Linked DNA regions of Homo sapiens: region 1 is linked to region 2. A link is a loop called in an ENCODE intact Hi-C map of the cell type or tissue named here. Cell type or tissue: psoas muscle. All regions are shown on one strand. Links, peaks and the distances in the headings refer to the core of each region. The heading gives the core; the rest is flanking DNA.

Region 1 (9,204 bases), core at 3,968-6,467, 280 kb after region 2:
AGTGCTATGACAAAAATAAAGCAGAATAGGGACAATGAAGAATGACTGGCAGCTATTGTATATGGAGTGACCAAGGAAGGCATCTTAGGAGAGGTGATATCTGAGCAGAGCACTGAAGGAAGTCATGGAATGAGCCCCATGATTATACAAAGGAGCACTTCTCAGGCAAAGAGAACAAGTGCAAAGCCTTTGTAGTAGGAATGCACTCAGTAAGTACAAGGAATGGCAGATAAGCTAGTATGGTTAGAACAGAGTGAGTGAGGAGAAAAATGATAGGAAATGAGATCAGAGAGGCTGTGAGACATTCAAGCATGTGCAGCCTTGTGGGCTAGGTTAAGAACTTTGCATTCAACTCTCAGTGAAATGCATTGAGAAAAGGAGTAACATAATCTCATTTATGTTTTTATTCTGGATTACACAGCTGCTATACAGGCAATAGACAAAAGGGAAGAGAGCAAAAGCAGAAACTAAGACAAAGTTCCATGTGATGGCAGGGACCAGTGTAGCTGTTATAGAAATGATGAGAACTGGTTGTTGTATTAGTCAGGGTTCTCTAGAGAGACAGAACTAATAGGATATATATGTAAGTTAATAGTTTATCAAGTATTAACTTATATGATCACAAGCTCCCACAATAGGCTGTCTGCAAGCTGAGGATCAAGGAGAGCCAGTCTGGTCCCAAAACTGAAGAACTCAGAGTTTGATGTTTGAGGACAGGAAGCATCCAGCACAGGAGAAAGATGTAGTCTGGGAGGCTAGGCCAGTCTCACCTCTTCACATTTTCCTGCCTGCTTTATATTTGCTGGCAGCTGATTAGATTGTGGCCACCAGATTAAGGGTGGATCTGCTATCCCCAACCCACTGACTCAAATATTAATCTCTTTTGGCAACATCCTCACAGACACACTCAGGATCAATACTTTGTATCCTTCAATCCAATAAAGTTGTCACTCAGTATTAACCTTCATAAGTCCACCCTTTGTCAACTTGAACCCATACTCATCTCCTGAGATCATACTTAATCTTCAAATAAAGAAAATAATAAGGTCATAGTTATGCCTAACATAATACAACTATCCTTCGTACAGCCAGAAACGCACAAATCCCCAACCCAAATACTATACCATAAAGTTAACAATACTTAAATGCTGACATGAAGTCAGTAAATCTTCAGTCCAATCAAGTTGGCACTTGGTATTAACAATCACATTTGTATTTTGCATCTCTTTGAGTGGTAGTGCCATCAGATTTGCTGATCTACTGGAAGTGAAGATGAAAGAAAATTAAGTTTTATATATCAATTTTTGGTCTAAGTAACCAGAGAATAAAGACGGCATTTACCAATGTGAGAAACAATATATGAGTAGGAAGTTTGGAGTGGGAAAAAAAAATAAGAGTTTGTTTTGGACATATTAAGTTTGATACTATAGTAGAAAGCCTAGTAAGCAGTTGTATGTCCAAGTGTGGATGTTGAGTGAACAATCTTGGCTGCAGATATAAATTTGGTAAAAATATGATATTTAAAGCTATGAGACTGGATAAGATTGTTTAGGGCTCAGTGAAAACCCAAGACCATTCCATGAACTAAGCCCCGGAGTATTTCAATATTTAAAAGTTAAGGAAAAGAAGAGGAACCAGAAAAGAAAACTGAGAAAGAATGGTGAATGAAAATCAAGAGAGGTGCAACTCGGGTGACAAATGAACAATTTTTTTCAAAAAGGATGGGGGCTAGCAATTCAAACCAAATGGTTGTAACAGGTTGATTACATGAGAATTAAAACTGACCTTTGAATTTGACAATGTAGAGATCATGGCCATGTTTACAAGAATAGGTTTTCATTCTTCCTTTTAAAGGATGGAAGGAGAGGAATAGAGGGAGTGAGTATGGAAACTTTTTCATTAAGATTTTCTCTGAAAGGAAGCAGAAAAAGGGGATAGTAGGTGGAAGAGCAATAGGATGAAAAGTACAAAAAAAAATTTGCAAAAATGACCATAATTATTCTCTTCCCTGTATTCATTTCCCCTTTGCATTGTGACTTTGCAGATCTTCTCATCAACAGATGGAATCTGAAATGACCGTGCAGCTTGTTTGACCGTCAGAAGGCAGTGAAAGTGATATTGTTCTGAGCTTCATCATGCCTTGCAAACTCTCCACTTTCTCTTGAAATACCTTCCAATCACCATGTTAACAAGCCCAAGCTAGTCTGCTGGATGATGAGAGACATGTGTCTCCATCACCTCAACTCTCCTTTTCACCCCCTCACTCTGTCACTCAAGTACGGGCAATCAACCCCCCGAAGCAGAGCCACCTAACCAAATAAAAATTAACCAAGATACATGAGGGAGCCCAGGCAAGAACAAAACAGCCCCACTGAGCCCAACCTAAACTACCAACCAAGAGAATCATGAACTGACAACATAGCTGCTATTTTAAAGACAATGATTTTGGGGGTGCAGCAAAACGAAACTGACATAGAAAGGAGTTTTTTGCCATTGTTTTGTCATTATGGTTATTTGTTTTAATATGGGAGATAATGTAGCATGTTTGCTTGTGGGAATAATTCAGCAAGAGGAAAAAATAATGGTGATCAGAGAGGAGACCATTTTAAAAGCAATATTTTGAGTAGGATAGGAAATGTGAGTTTCAGTCCACTGGTAGGAATTTTGGCCTTATATGGAAGCATAGATAAATAGCATGTGCAAAGAGGAGATGACAGAGTGCCATGTACACTATATGTAAGTGCTCAATGAACACAAATCAATATGTTTAAATGATATGGCTATCCTTGGAAACATTAATTACAGACCTAAATTTTAAAGTAAGTTTTTCTGGTCTCAAAGCCCTTTCTAAAATAACTGCCAGGGATCTTTTTTTTGCTTTATGTAGAATTATTTTCTTAATTATCTCCATATATCCAAATCCCATCCATTATTTGAAAATAAGTATCACCTTTCCATGAACTCTTCCTTCATATTCCCATCTTAAAGCAATCTGTCATTCCTAATACAACTAAGGCCCATAATAATTGTATCTCAGTGTTTTCAAATACACTTACAAATTTCTTACTTGTCTTATAATTATATGGATTAATAGAAACTCCTCATTAATGAATTATATGCTAACTATAATTGATTATAGAATTATGAGTTATTAGAATCTATATCTGATTTATCTTTTAACCACCTCAAGATCTACCTAATATAATATGGAATGTATAAATATGAATGAATGAAAATGTTAAGGTAATTAAGCATTACATTTAATGTCCTGACATAGACAGTCAAATGGGGGTAAATTTAAAGGCTGACATAGTTTAACACATTATTTTAGGTGTATATTTATTATCCACTTTTTAAAATTTTAATATTTATTTGTTTATTTAAGGAGGGAGCCTCGCTCTGGCACCCAGGCTTGAGTGCAATGGTGGAATCTCAGCTGCAACCTCCGCCTCCTTGAGTTCAAGCAATTCTCATACTTCAGCTTCCCAAGTGGCTGGGACTACAGGCATGCACCACCATGCCCACCTAATTTTTGTATTTTTTTTGTAGAGATGGGGTTTTACCATGTTGGCCAGGCTGGTCTTGAACTTTTGACATCACGTGATCCACCCGCCTCGGCCTCCCAAAGTGCTGGGATTTACAGGCATGAGCCACCATGTCCAGCCTATTGTCCACTTTTAGATATATGAAAAGCCTACTCATTCATTTGTGTACACGTATGGATAGACTAGATATTATGGAATAGTTTATCAGTAATTTCCTGCAAATAACAATTGCATCTTAATTTCTGAACTGGAGAATATTTAGCAACTATTTTTGTAAGCTTTTGTCCTTTTTAAGAACAGATTGTTGATCCCTTCTCTGATCTCTAACAGTTCATTTAAATTATCTAAATATTGCTGCAGCTGGATGTAGGAAGCTATCTTTATGAACTCCAGCCAATTGCAACATACAAAGAAACACTCAAAAATGCCTAAAATAAACATGCAAAATAGAATATGATGCTTCCTACATAGAAAATTCCTTTTCTCGCTTTTGCAATAAAAATATATTCCAAAGCATTAAATCATTATAGAAATAAATGCCAAATAGTTCTTCTAAAGACCACTAATATTTGCTTAATCGTATAAGTTTCCCTAAAAAGAAAAGATATCATGCAACAAAAATGCCCCAATTCAGCTACACAACCAACTGATCCTTAGGAAAAAGTAAAATCCTGTTTCTCTGTTATCTATTAGATTGATTAGTAAGGATACTACTTGAGGGACAATAGAACTGGCATCTGTAAGCTGTAGAGAGCACCATTGTGCATACCTCCATTGCATAAATTCATCTTCTAAAATAGTTTTAAAATGTAAATGAAACAAGAACAATTGTGAGTTCTCCCAAATAGCTGTGACTATATATCCCTGAAAACTTGAAAAGCCAACTCTCATAGAAGATTATTTGCTGGTTAGTTTTCTGTCTAAAAGTGGGTACCATCTTTAAAGACATGAAGCATACTCTGTGATAAGAAAGAGGAGAAAAATCTAAGCATGATAAAGCCAAAACTAGAAAATCTGAGTAACAGACTGTTAAGTCAAAGAAGCATTAGCTGCACAATGAGATGAGAGCAGCTCATATAAAGACTAGAGAGCAGGAGAAGGGCCTGAGACAAAAGAATGAAGTGCCCAGAGATGTGAACTTTCCTGTATCTCATAAAATTATAATGAATTCTTAAAGACCAACTGGGGGCTAAATCGACATTTCAGAGTCTCTGGAGCCGCACATACAAGTGGAGTCCATATCCGCTCATGAAGTCTTTTCCAAGGGCATCCACCAGGCACTCATGAGAAAGATTGCTGGCAAAGCATAAGACCTGTGTGCCTCCCTCAATGGCACAAGCATGCATGACCTGCCAAAGAGTAAAAGTGGAGCAGGAGTATCTACAGAAGCCTATCCATTCTCCAAAAACTCTGTAAATACCAAGAAATGATCAGCTGCCACTAGCAGCAGGCACAGAACCTCCCACGTCCTGATTTCCTTTCAAATACAAAGCAAAAGCCATCTACCACTGAAGTGGTAAGAATCATGCCCATATCTCAGAGTTGACCTTGGTGTGCCATGAAACAAAAGCCAGCTTCCTCTGGGGCAGAGCAGGACCCTTCCATCCCTCATCCGAGGCAAAGATAAGCTGCAGCTGAGGAAGTGGCAAAAATCCCACTTGTGCATAGAATTCTGCCCTTTTCAAGGCAATGTTCAGCTACTACCCCGGAAGGACAAAAAACTTACTCACACCCAAGATCTCCCACCTATACAAGATAGTTTTGTTGACACTAGGAGGAGAAGCAGGAAATTTGCTTACACTCTCCAAGTGCACTGGGGAACAAGCAGGAAGGTTGAGAAAACCCCACTTCCTGGGCTCATATATATATAAGACCGGCCCAAGTCTGAGGGTGGAGTAGGGGAATGAGAAACCACTCCCGTTACCACCAGAGACCTTGCATCAAATAACAAGGAACATAGTTGTGCCTTAGGAGAAGGGCAAGAGCATGGACAAAGAACCCTTCTGTGATGCAGGTGAGCAAGGCTTGCTGAAGACTGGGGGTGAAGCAAAAACATTGAGAAACACACTCTGGAACCCCAAGCCCCACTCTGGGCCAAGATAATAGCAGCCCAACACTAGAGGATATCCACTGACAAAAAGAATGTACTTTGATTTTTATGTCACCATGTATAAAAACTAACTCAAAATGGACCATACACCTAGGTGGAAGAGCTGAAGCTCTAAAACTTCTAGAAGAAAACGCAAGTAACTTCTAAATTCAATAAGAAGACAAACAAGATATAAGAATAGCAAATAAGCACCTAAAAGATGCTCATTATCTTTAATCATTAGGAAAGTGCAAGTTTTTAAACCACTGTGAGATGTTATCAATGCTATGTACCTGTTAGGATTACTAATGTAAAAAGACTGGTCATACCAAATTCTAGATAGAATGCGGGAAAATTTGAAATTTTCATTTATTGTTGGGGGAATGCAAAATGCCACTTTGAAAATATGAATGCACAGCCACTTTGAAAAACAGTTTGACTTTTTTTATAAAGGTAAGCATGCATTTACTATATGGGATAATAATTCCACTCCTATTCATAAACCGAAGAGAACTGAAAACATGTTTCTGTACAAGGACCTGTACGTGAATGGTTTTAGCAGTTTGGGCCGTAAATGCCCCAAACTGTAAAAAATCCAAATGTCCTTCAAATGGTGAGTGGATAGACAGATGGTGATTAATCCATAAGTGGAACACTATTCATCAAGAGAAAGAAACAAACTACTGACATATGCAACAAAATGGATGATTCTTGAAGCATTGAACTAAGTAAAAAAAAGCCAAGCAAAAGACATATATTGTATGAGTCCATGATTTGACATTCTAGAAACTTCAAAACTGTGGGAATACAAAACAGATCAGTGGTTTCTAGCAGGTATGATGGAGGAAGAGGATTGCCTGAAAGGTGTGTGAAGAAAGCTTCTGGAGTGATGAAAATTCCATATCTTGATTGCAGTGGCCATTATACAACTGTAGACATTTTTCAAAACTGGTAAATGAGCTTTTTTGGTACGTAAAATATATCACAATAAAAAGAGAGAGAAAATTAAAATCTTCAACATTTAACCCTGTTCAAAATCAGAGTTAAGAACCACTGCATCCTCATTAGTATAGAGATGAGTTAAAAAAAAAAAAACTGCAATAGTCAAGCAGAAGTATAGCATTTGTACATGAGTAGAAGTTGTTGACTATCCAGCAGCACCTGGAATTTCTTGGTCACAACTTGACTTCATTGGAGACAGAAAAGGTGCATCCTGATTCCAAAAGGTCTGTTTAAGTCAAGGAAACAGGTGTGATTTACCTTACACTACTTTTCTCCAAAAGAATTAATAAAGGAAATTGTCACTACAGGATGTACAATTGCTGAGAAAAACTCAGCAATAAAGGCTAGCAAAAAAATACGGGAGGTTGGTTGATGAGGTCCTTAGAGAGAAATAATAAACAAAATTCAGAAATGAACTTCCTTAGCTTTGTTCTTTTAGATTATCCTGTTCAAAATAAATCCTACCCAAGCCAATGGGGAAGGGGAGTTCTGTGCTTCCTTGAAGATTTTAGCAAAACTTGTTTATGTTTTCGATTATTGTAAAATCTCTGAAAATGGAACAACTAGTTGGCCCTGAAGAGTAGCTCTTTGCTTTTATTTTCCATTATGAGAAAAAGTATGAAGTAGGTATATAAGCTCTTACCCTGTGTTGGTCACCGCACACAGTAGGGTTTGAGGTACAAAGTGTGGAGAAAGTGTTCTGAATGTTTGCATCACAGTTCTCTAGTGAGCAAGACGTTCCACCTTCTTACCTACAAATACACTGACACATAAGCTGTCTGAGTTCCTGCTGGAGTTGGTTTAAGCAGAACACATTTATCCAGCGATATGATGTGGTTGGATGTGACTGCCAACAATGCTTAGTGGCATAATTTATTATGCATGTCCTTTATTGGGAACTCCTTTTCAGTGGTATTCAATGGACTATAAATATCACTTGCTGTGAAATGCAGATTGTTCTTACAGATGCTTTACCACATCCCAGAGTTAATTTCCAGTTCTCCTTTAGCACACTTCCCAACGTTTTATATCTTTGTTGTATTCTTTTCTTTTGAAATACCATCTCCTTCTCTTGTTGACTTTAAATAAAAAATAACACTCCAAAATCATTAAAGAGGCTCCTTCTAGCTCTAAGTTTCATGAGCATATTAAAATAAAATCTATTGAAATCAATCTCTTCACTGAGCCAGTATCCAAACCAGAAAAAAATATTTAGGAACAATTTTTTCTGAACTAAATAAAAATGAATTTTCAAAAAAAGTGTCCCAAATTCTGAATAAAAAATTAAACTTTTTAATATCATATTAAAAAAATGATTACTGAAGGAGATTTATACATGTCTGATGTTTTATTCAGACCACTCAAGCTATTTTTGTGATTGTCAAAACCATAAAATGTCTGTTTAATCACAAAATGTCTGTTTGTACTTTCTTTTTCCTCTTTGGGAGGCCCCAATTGTAACATAAAATGAGTTGCAAAAAAGAAAGGAAAACTTACTGTATCAGAATCTGTCTAGAAGTCATTACTAATAAACATAGACTTTTTAATCAATTTCATCAGATGTTCTAAAATAACTTGCAGGTCTCTGATCACCTCCTTTTTAATAAATAAAATATTAAACAGGACATTTAACTCATCCACATTTGGGAAATGTACTTCATGCTGTGTTCCATTCTCTGAAATCAGATATCCTGGGGTTATTGACAAACTATTCTAACTTTTTTGATTTTTATCAGAGCTTGGTTTATAATGTACAACATTAAAAAAACATTAACTGCTTGACATAGGAATGTAGTTTAAGAAGATTAAGATACATCCATAAAATGGAATATTACAAAGGCATTATAAGGTATTCTATAAATCTATAGTAAAATATATAGATATATGTTCATGACATATTGCAAAGTGAAACAATCAGGTTATAAAATAATGTATATGATAAATTAAATTTGAAAAGAATAAATATGTTGTGTATACATGGAGGCATGGAAATTTAGAGGAAGAAGATTTAAAAGAACAAACACTAAGTAACTGCAGTCATCATTTGGTAGCATTACGGGTGATAGTTTCTGCTTTTACTTTTTTATATTTTCTAATTTTTATGATGAACATGAAATACTTGCATAATCAAAATAAATATCTAAAACACATTATAAACTTTCAAGTCACATACTTGGACAAAAGAAAATACAGTAATTGGAGAGCAAAATCTAAAATAAATGCAGAAAACCATATATTCAATCTATAAGTGTTATGCATATGCCAATATCAAGATAATGTTTTTCTACATAACTAATGATAAAGCCAAGCATGAGGCATAACAAACACTTAGGTTGGAATAGCTAAGGTACTTTAATGATAAGTCAAGAAGGGGTACATAAGAGTACCCCTTCTTGAGTTTTGTAAGTAGTTGCACAGAAATAGTCACAGAATACTACCTATGAGTTACCTATTCTCTCTTAGTGACTCAGGAAGCTATCTGCTGATTTAAAGTAAGGCACACTCCTACATTAAAATACATACTTATAAAGAAACATGTAATAGAAGCACTAGTGTAGTGCTTCACTA
Region 2 (9,204 bases), core at 3,285-5,784:
TCCTAGATAAATAAATATTGTTGACTGAACCTATAGAATTAATACAGGATTAATTAAGTATTAATATCTATTAGAAATTTTTGCAGAGATAACTTAAGCCTCAAAAAAGGTTGGAAATATGTAATTATGTACATAAGGTATCACACGACATGCTCTCAAAAAGTAAATAATTTGAATTTTGATTTGAATAAGATATGCATTAATTGTATAATTATTTTCTTAGTACATTTTGAAAGTTTTGGGAAAACAGAGCCAAATCTTTGTATAGTTCCCTATCCTTATCCTAGTGGAATGTCTTGCATGTAATAAGCTTTGGATAAATACTTATTAAAAACACTAATAACGGTTTGAAGAGAAGAATGACGTCAATGCAAATAAAGGATAATAATTATGATCTCAGGGCAAAGAGGAGGATTAGAAAATCAAAATTTTTAAAAAACTGATTATCTAGAGAGCAATATTCTGGGAATGCAAATGTTTCTATTGTTGAAAAAATGTACCCTATAATCAAGAAAAGTAGGTCAATAGTTCCTATGGCCTTAAAGAATTCTACAGTCTTACGATTTTATTCTCTATTATTCCATGCTTAAATAGTCTAATCTATTGATTTGTCTGCTTTTTATAACAGGAAAAGAGAAAAAAAACACATTCACGAATATTCTGCAAAATAAACACACCATTATTCACTAATAAATTGTCTTTCTCTTATACCTGGGGATGCCAGTAATATACACCTTTACTTTAGGACCTATCTTGTAGCCCTGAATGATTTGTCTGTTAAAGGTTCTAAATTTCACCATTGTTAGAGAAGAAAGATTCAAACCTGAGCTAGCTTAAATAATGTCTGCAACTCACCAAAAAAATTCTTATCTATTGGAAATGACCTAACATAAAGTAAGAAATGATCGAACACAAACTACATTTTATGTCAAGTGAAGGAGACAGAAGAATGTAAAAGTTATATCTCCATAGGAGGTGTGTGGAATGTAAAATATCTTGTGTGTGGGCAGTAAATACCTTGGAGGTGTGTGGACAGTAAAATACCTTGTCGAAAGGATATATTCAGTTCTATTAGATTAGAGGAATTCATCCAAAAAGGATTATAAAACACCAAACAAATTAAAAAGTGGGATAATTATTAATTCTAGGGAAACAGCCATTTGTTTCAGAAAAGAAAGTCATTGTAGTGTACTATGTAGTATGCTGTAAACAACAAAATTTCCATCTAAATAGTAAAAGAAATTGATTAAATAATAACAAAAATATGATATAACTAAATTGAAAAATGTAAGCAAGGATGAAGTAAAATATGTTGGTGAGCAAGGCTATGATAAAAGCTGAGTCCTCATCATCCAAGGTAGAATATCAAAACTTACTGTCTCTAAATTTTTTAAAAAGATAAAAATACATTTAAAAACAGAGGCAAAATTAGAAGAAATAATTTGAAGAGCTGAAAAAGTTGTATGAAAAAGTGTCATCTGTGTATAGGAAAGGCTGGGGCAGGAGACCTTGATCATTCTTTATCAGCCTTGACTTTTTTAAATAAAAATTTTTAAAAAGCAGGTGATGCTTCTGGAAACCTCGGTGAAGAATGATTTATTTCAGAATGTATAACACTAAAGCAGAAGTTCATTCTTAATGTGTTCTCCTATTATATAGAAGTATTTAGACTTCTAATCTGGGGAAAAGAGAAAAAAGGACATGGCTTTCAAATAGAAACTTAGCAAAATGAGTAAGAAGAGTCATTAAGCACTTTGATTAAATAAGTAAATTACACATGGAAATACACTCTGGCATTCTTTTTTATTTATGCTCCAAAATATAGGCTTCTGGCATGTTGTAAAATGTATTTCTCCATTGTTATTTCTTTCTGGTCTTCAGATTTACTCAGACTTTTGCCACTATATCTGCTAAAAACTGAATAGAATATTACCACAAGATGGCACCTTTGAACATATTTCAAAATGTTGATTATGAACATCAAATGCCTCCAACTGAAATGAACAGTGAAGACACCTGTTATTCCTTTTCTGGTTTTAAAAAACGTTCATGTGATTCTTGAAAGCAGAAGAAATGAAATTTTCATTTGAGTAGAAATGGGTTTGTGTGATTAATAATCTCCACATGGCTGAAATTTCCAACTAAATAACAATGACAAAAATGTATCTTCTTTATCGACTAAAACTCTCTTGTATACATTATCCCCCTTCATCATGATCACTGATCATAAAGCCCTTCCGGGCCACAAAATGAAGAGTGAGTGGCATATCACCCAAATGGTTCCACGTACAATAGATGATTATGCCAGGACCAAAGACATTGATAATTTCTGACAAGGGTGAAAGGGCTAGCCAGCTCTGGGAATCGTCTGCATTCAGCTGCTGAGAATACAAATACTGAAATCACAGTTAACTGTGTACATGTACACTTAAAGATTTCAAAACTAGCCTGAGAAGCCTAAAAAAATTATTTTAACTTACCTTGAAAAAATTATAATTTAGAGAAAAATTGCAAGAATAAAATAAATTCCCATGGACACTGCACCTAGATTTAACAATTGTCAGTATTTTGCACATTTGCTTTTTTACTCTATCTCCATGCATGCCTATGTGCGTATCATTATTATGAACATTTTTCCTGAACAAAATTGAAAGTAAATAGCAGATATTATGACCTTTTATCCCTGTTTTAGTATGTGCCTCCTAAGAGCAATGGCATTCCCTTACATAATCACAATACAACTGTCAGGAAATTTAAAATGGATGCAATACTATGTTCTAATATATAGCCCATATTCAAATTTTCCAGTTGTTTCAGTAGTATCCTTTGGAGTGATTTTTTAAAATAACAAACTCAACATTTTGAAGAAGAAATTAAAAAATGGCACATAAAAATATAAACAACATAAGGGAAACTTAAAGAGTAGAAGAAAAGGCCAAGAGAGGACATTCTATCAAATTTCCTTTAGGGGAAATAAGTCAACATCTGTTTGTGATAGGCAACATGATAAGACTAATTCTATATTCAAACAGCCCTAGTTTGGCTTCCTGTCTCTTCCATTTATTAGCAATGTGTCCTTGAGCAAGTTGCATTACTTCTCTAAGCCTGTTTTCTTTATCTGTAAAATAAAGGCGGTTCTTACAAAATAGTGATTTTTAGAACATCAGAAGTGATAATGGTAAGTATATCTCCCAATACCTAAAATGTAGTACTTGCTTAACAAATTTTAACTTTTATTCCTAGAATAATGAAAACTTAACTCTTTCCAGCTACCTCCTTAAAAAAATGATTTGGAAAAAAAGAATTTATCTCTTGGTTCCCAAGTTAAATCTCTTGGTTCGTGATACCATGTTGCACACGGGTTTCCATCTGAACACTCTCATCCCACTGCCATTGAAGGGCATGTCACAGCTAATTATCTGTCATCACGCCCTGTTGCATAGGCAGTACCTTGCCTGCTGCTGCTGGGACCTCAGTGCTGTCTGTTGATTCATTTGCATTGCCTCCTGAGTGTCTCTGCTGTGTATGGATCACACAGAATGAAGCTCAGGGGCCAACTGGCAGGCCCATCTGAATTGTGGAACATATCTAAGTCCCCTCCTCATTACTTAGTGAGTAATGTGGGGGATGTTCCCTGGTTCACACACCCTGGCAGTGTAAATGGTCATCTGCTGCCTCATCTGCTTCTCCGCGTCTGGGGTGCAGGACCAGATCGGCTGAGGAACTTTGCTAGCACTTATGCAAATAGCTGTGGGAGCTCCTGGGTTTGGCAACATTCCTTTCAGTAGCCTCATTTGTGGCTGCGCCGTCTGCCTCTTTTGTGCTTTCACAGCTTTGTGAGGCAAGCTCAAAATAGATCTCTCCCATACTCAAGTTGTATTTATGTCCCTTTACCATGGAAAGATTGAAACCCTTCCCAATACGTTTAGTGCTCCCTGTTCGGTGTCTGAGTGACTGTGATGTTTCAATTTAAACTCTAAAAGAACATGTATTTGAGGCAAAATCAGACTATGCATATCTAGTTCTGATTCCCCAAATTAGACTTAAAATATATAAATAAATTCTTACAGCATGTGTAGACATAGAACAAGTCCCAAACTGTTAGGCATATATGTATAATACCATAATTTTGTTCCAATACAAACTTCATTCTTTCAAATAAACTGCATAATATATACTTGTAAAAAAATCTGCCTTCAATTTATTTTAAAAAATTATCTTCAAACTACTGACTTCAGAAAGTAGCTGTGGCCATTCAGAACAGGGCATTACTGAGTGACAAGGATACTGTTTAATCTTGGTATGAATTCTTATTTCATTAAAGGATGAGGTTTCTTAATTTTTCCTTCTCTTTCCTCCATATTACTCTATACCTTTTACTATGAGATACTCCTATAGAAACTAAATTTAAAGTCTACCTAGAAAAGAAAAAAAAAAAAAAAAGCATTGTAAATAAGCCCCAGCCATGAGAGTTTTATCTATCTACAAGCGGCTGTAAGAACCACTGGAAATAAATGATACCTAAAGCTGTTTTCCTCTAGGTGTCAGTATACTCCCAGAACTTTTAAAGCTTAGATTTAATGAAAAAAGTAGGAGCACAGTAAAATAAATGTTTACTGCTAGTCCATACTATTTATACATTTGAAAGATTTTTTTTGAAAACTGAACTAAATTTGCCACTATGAATGTTCATCTGCAGATGACAGAATAGATTTTGTACTAGAAAGAACAAGATATGGCTATGATATATTTCTACAAACACACATTGTTTTTTCCATCTTTTTTTGGCATTGGAAAGCCCTATCATTCATTATTGGCTATCATAAGTTACCTTGTCCTGTGGACAGACATTAACATTCTAAAATTTCAATAAACTTTGTAGATAATTATTGATACCCATTACAATAATTGGGCTCAATTTAAAATGCTCATTGGCAGGAAGTCTTGCATTATACCTTTATCACCAATGGCGTAGATTTGTTTAATTAGACTAACACAGAATTTTTAAAATAACACAAGATACAAATATGTTAATGAGTGTGTGACTGACATTTATCATAACATGTATTCTATTAAAACACTGTCATCCACATTCCTCCAGTCATAGAGAATCCTTCTCTATTTTCTCTCCAAATTAAGTTTCCTGAGGAGGCTGTGTATCAACTGGATGACTCCCAGTGATCAAACCAGGAAAGTAATAGTGACACGCCTGCACCGATAGTTTCAGTGTATTTAAGAAATTCATTACGCCCTATTTTGTAATTTTTCTCCAAGCTTTATTTTGAAAACTGTCAAAGCCCCAGAAATCTGAAAAAGCAAAGCAAAACAATGAAGACTTGTATAGACTATTTATTTCAACAGTTGTGAATATTTTGTGACATCATATTTCTCTAAATAAATACCTTGACATGTAATTTAAGCAAAACATGTTTCTGAGGAGATCATATAAATTATTGTTAATCAAAATCTCAGGTAATGTAAATAGCTCTGTCAGTTTTCCATGAAGCCCTCAATCCAATTCTTATATGACACACAAGGAATGTATGGATAGATGTATGTGTCTAAATTCCTGCTGGTATGATTGTAGTCCTCAAAAAACGCTGGAGATCTGGATCAGGTAGATAATCACATACAGAGCAATCAGGAAGCAAAGCCAAGTTGATAGGATCTTTGAGATCCTTTTCAGAGCTCCTACTTCAAAGCCAGCACAATCCCTACCCTCCGAAGAGCCAATCAGTGCACTTTACGTCTCATATCTCTACCATTACTCTGTTACCTGAGCAAAGTCTGAAAACCACCACTGGAAAATTCAGAAATATAATTCTAATGACCTCACAGATAAACCTCTCCAATTATGGCAAAATCAGGTACCTCTCTGATCACAGACAGGAACTTAGAAATAACTAAAAACTAAAAAAAAAAAAAAAAAAAAAAATTACCATGATGGAAGTGACTCTGCCAACTATAATGGATGAATATTTATTCATTTCTTAGTTTGGATGGGTGACAAATTATTAGCCTTTCTTAGGCACCAACTCTTAGTCTACTCAAGTTTCTTCCATAACCTTATGACTAACCTAACTGATCATGTCACTCTCATAGTTCAAGATTAAATTTCATCTATCAGTGTTCTCCAGAGAATAAGGTTGGGACAGTGTCAACTTTTTTTGAGACTTTATTTTGTACTTTGTCAAAACATTAAATAATTTTAATTCTGCTTAAGTAAATTTTTTTTAAGAATATCTTTGAAGATCTCTAGTGAAATTATTTTATAAGTTCAAAGTACTGTTTTAGTTTTATATTTGCTACTGTAACAAATTACAACAAACCTAGTGGCCTAAAACAAGACAAATTTATTTTTTTCACTTCTGAAAGCTGTTTTTACAAAGTCACCGGGCTGACACCCATGCATGGTCAGGCCTGTACTGTCTCGGGAGGTCTTTTTCTTTGCCTTTTCTAGCTTCTACAGAAAGTGTCATACCTTGCATTCCTTGGTTCATGGCCCTTTCTCTATCTCCAAAGCCAGTAGGATCATATCTTCTCTGACTCTGCTTACATGTCCTTATGTCACATGGCCTTCTTTGCCTCTGTCAAATCTCCCTCCATCTTTACTTTATGCGAAAATTTGTGATTGCATTTAGGACCCACCCACCAAATAATCCAGGATAATCTCTTCCTTTGAAAGTCCCTAATTTAATCACATCTTCGAGGTCCACTTTATCACATAAGGTAACATTCACAGGTTCCAGGTATTAGGACCTGAACATCTTCGGGGGTCATTTTTGAGCTTACCATAAATACTCTCTTTGTGTGCCCATTTTGAGAAATTGGCTCAGTTATTACCAATAGATAAAAATGAGGCCAGTTCCAAATTCTTCATTTTTCTTCATTAAACTGCTGTGAAAAGTTTATTCTTAGACAGTTTTCTGGCAATGATAGAAGACACTGAATCAAGACTGTAAAACTGACTGAAGAATTCTGCTTTTACCTCATAAATCTTCCCCCAAATTTCCTGCTCTCCAATTATTTTTCCTCCTCTTTACATGGAATCTTTTTATGCTATATTTCTACTTAGAATACTTCTATGATAGACATTTTGGTTTCACCAATTAGCAGAGAATTTCAAATTCCTCCTCTAAACCTAGTTTGTTTATTGGTTTGCTTTCCTTTTCTTTACATGTTCATGTAATTAAGATGGCTTTAGTAGTCACAGCTTGCACAAGAAAGGTTGACTCACCTGCCCGTGTGAAAACATCTTTCAGATTTAAGAAGAGTCCCAAGGGAGCATCCCGAGTTTATTGCTCTTTGCAGGCTATAAGCTCTCCTTAAGTGATCTCAACCATTTTCATACTTTTAATTACCTTCCCTAGGCTAATAATTCCTGAATCTCTATATTTAGCCTTAGACACTGCCATGAGCTTCAATTTCACATATTTAATTGCTGGCTAGAGAAATCCATTTGACTAGCTCTCGAGACTTTCAAATTCCAAATACCCAAAATGAAACTATTTCTTTTCCCTATAAAACATGCCTCATCCCTCCTCAGCTAAAAGTGCTACCATCTATGAGACACTTCAGGAGAAACCAGGCAGTCAATTTGGATTCCTCCTTTCTCTTTAATCTGCCAGTTGGCCACCCCACCTTTATAATGAATATACAACATGTCTGCTCATGAATCTTCAACAAATATTTTTCAAGTCTCTTCTCTCTCGAATTTTTCACCACTGCCTAGCTAGACCTCTGCAACCCTTTAAAAAGGCCTACAACATTTTCATTTCCTGAAACTTTCAGTATGTTAACATACTGAAAAAAAATGCTAAGTTAGTTATCACTGTATATATATTAAATACTAAACTGAATGAACTAATGGTTTCAATGCAAGTAAAATGGTGCTATTCATGAGAAAATTATAGGGCTTATAAAAAATTCAGACTGCGTTACGGGAAATATGACTAATATTGAAATACAAGTTTAAAATTGTTTGATAATATGTTCTTTCAAAACTGTCAGTGTTTGTCTGAGATTGAATGCATACTTTCACTTGAAGATAATATTAGATGTCTATATTTGAGAGTCTCTGAATGTGAGTCCAATACCACACGGCCTTTCTGTAACTTCCTCTGTCCTGCCTCTCCTTCACTGATAGAACTGAAGCCTGATCCACCATAGTTTTCTCACTGCCTCCAAACAATGCTCCTCTCTTCCAAGGCTTGATTTACTAAATCTTAACTATCTCCCTGCCTCACTTAACAGAGTAAAGGACAATCTCAACATGGTATTTTATGCCTTCTGGGACCAGTCTGTGATAATTTGGCAAGCTCATCTTCTGTCTCTTCCTCTTCCCAAATTTTAAGTTCTAAGCCTATGAAATGTTTGCTTCTCTGAAAGACCCATACGTCTTCATACTTCCAGGCTATTGTTCATGCTGTTCCCGCTAGTCTACTGTTTATCCACCTAACTACTTCTCAGTAGTCCACCAGGCAAGAGTCATTCACTCCACATAAACTTCCCTCATGACCTTGCTGGGTGCAGTCCTTTGCAATGCAATTTGTCCAAGGCGTATCCTTGACAGTTTCCACACCTTCATGCTTGTGATATTGTGTTCTTGGTGGGCAGAAACCATGTCTTACTTATTTTTGTGACCAGATACCCTGCAGATGATCTAAGACAGGATGGAAGCAAATTGATATTTATCAAATTGAACAAAACTGAGTGAACTTGGAAGGCACTGATTTCACAACTTCTAACTTCCACAAGGTGGCAATATTTTATTCTCAATAGAGAGCAAATCACAAAAATAGGAACTTAATGCAAGGATGGTGTTCAGTATAGATATATAGGTATGTCATTATTTTAGAATATATATATATCGAATATATATATAATAATATATTGAACTCCAGTCACGTGTATGTGCCTGTGTAGAGTGAAGCTGTTCTCCCAGCTACCCATTTATACTAGTGCAAACTGTCAGCGGACAAGTTGATATTTCCTTTACAATCTTTACAAAAACATAGTTGAAAAAATATTAAATTAGTGGGCAGTGGTTAGAGTAGATCTTCCTAAATAAAAGGGACCTTGTACCCTTTTCATCCATAGTGTTATCACCCAAAGATTTTCAAAAGTAGATGTGACACTGAACTTCAATTCTTGGTATTAGTTGGGCGTGGCGGTAGTAGTAGTCCCAGCTCTTGAAAGGCTGAG

Evidence for each region. A loop is a pair of places that touch in the nucleus more often than their neighbours do. Peaks named below come from ENCODE experiments on the same cell type or tissue, not always from the same donor. Only the 100,000 strongest peaks of a DNase experiment are listed, where the experiment ranks them.
Region 1: it touches region 2 in a loop (2.4-fold over the local background); 17 of 110 quality-filtered maps call a loop at or near these places.

Annotation. Positions count from the first base shown.
Region 1 is chr9:12,989,694-12,998,897 of GRCh38, forward strand. No RefSeq gene overlaps it. Among named protein-coding and RNA genes, the nearest start is that of SNORD137, 22 kb to the left of the region's middle. In psoas muscle, for the core only: no CTCF peak of the experiment used is centred there; no DNase peak of the experiment used is centred there.
Region 2 is chr9:12,715,098-12,724,301 of GRCh38, forward strand. All of the region lies in intron 3 of LURAP1L-AS1 (LURAP1L antisense RNA 1), which reads right to left. Among named protein-coding and RNA genes, the nearest start is that of TYRP1, 26 kb to the left of the region's middle. In psoas muscle, for the core only: a CTCF peak has its summit at 4,534 (motif pointing right); no DNase peak of the experiment used is centred there.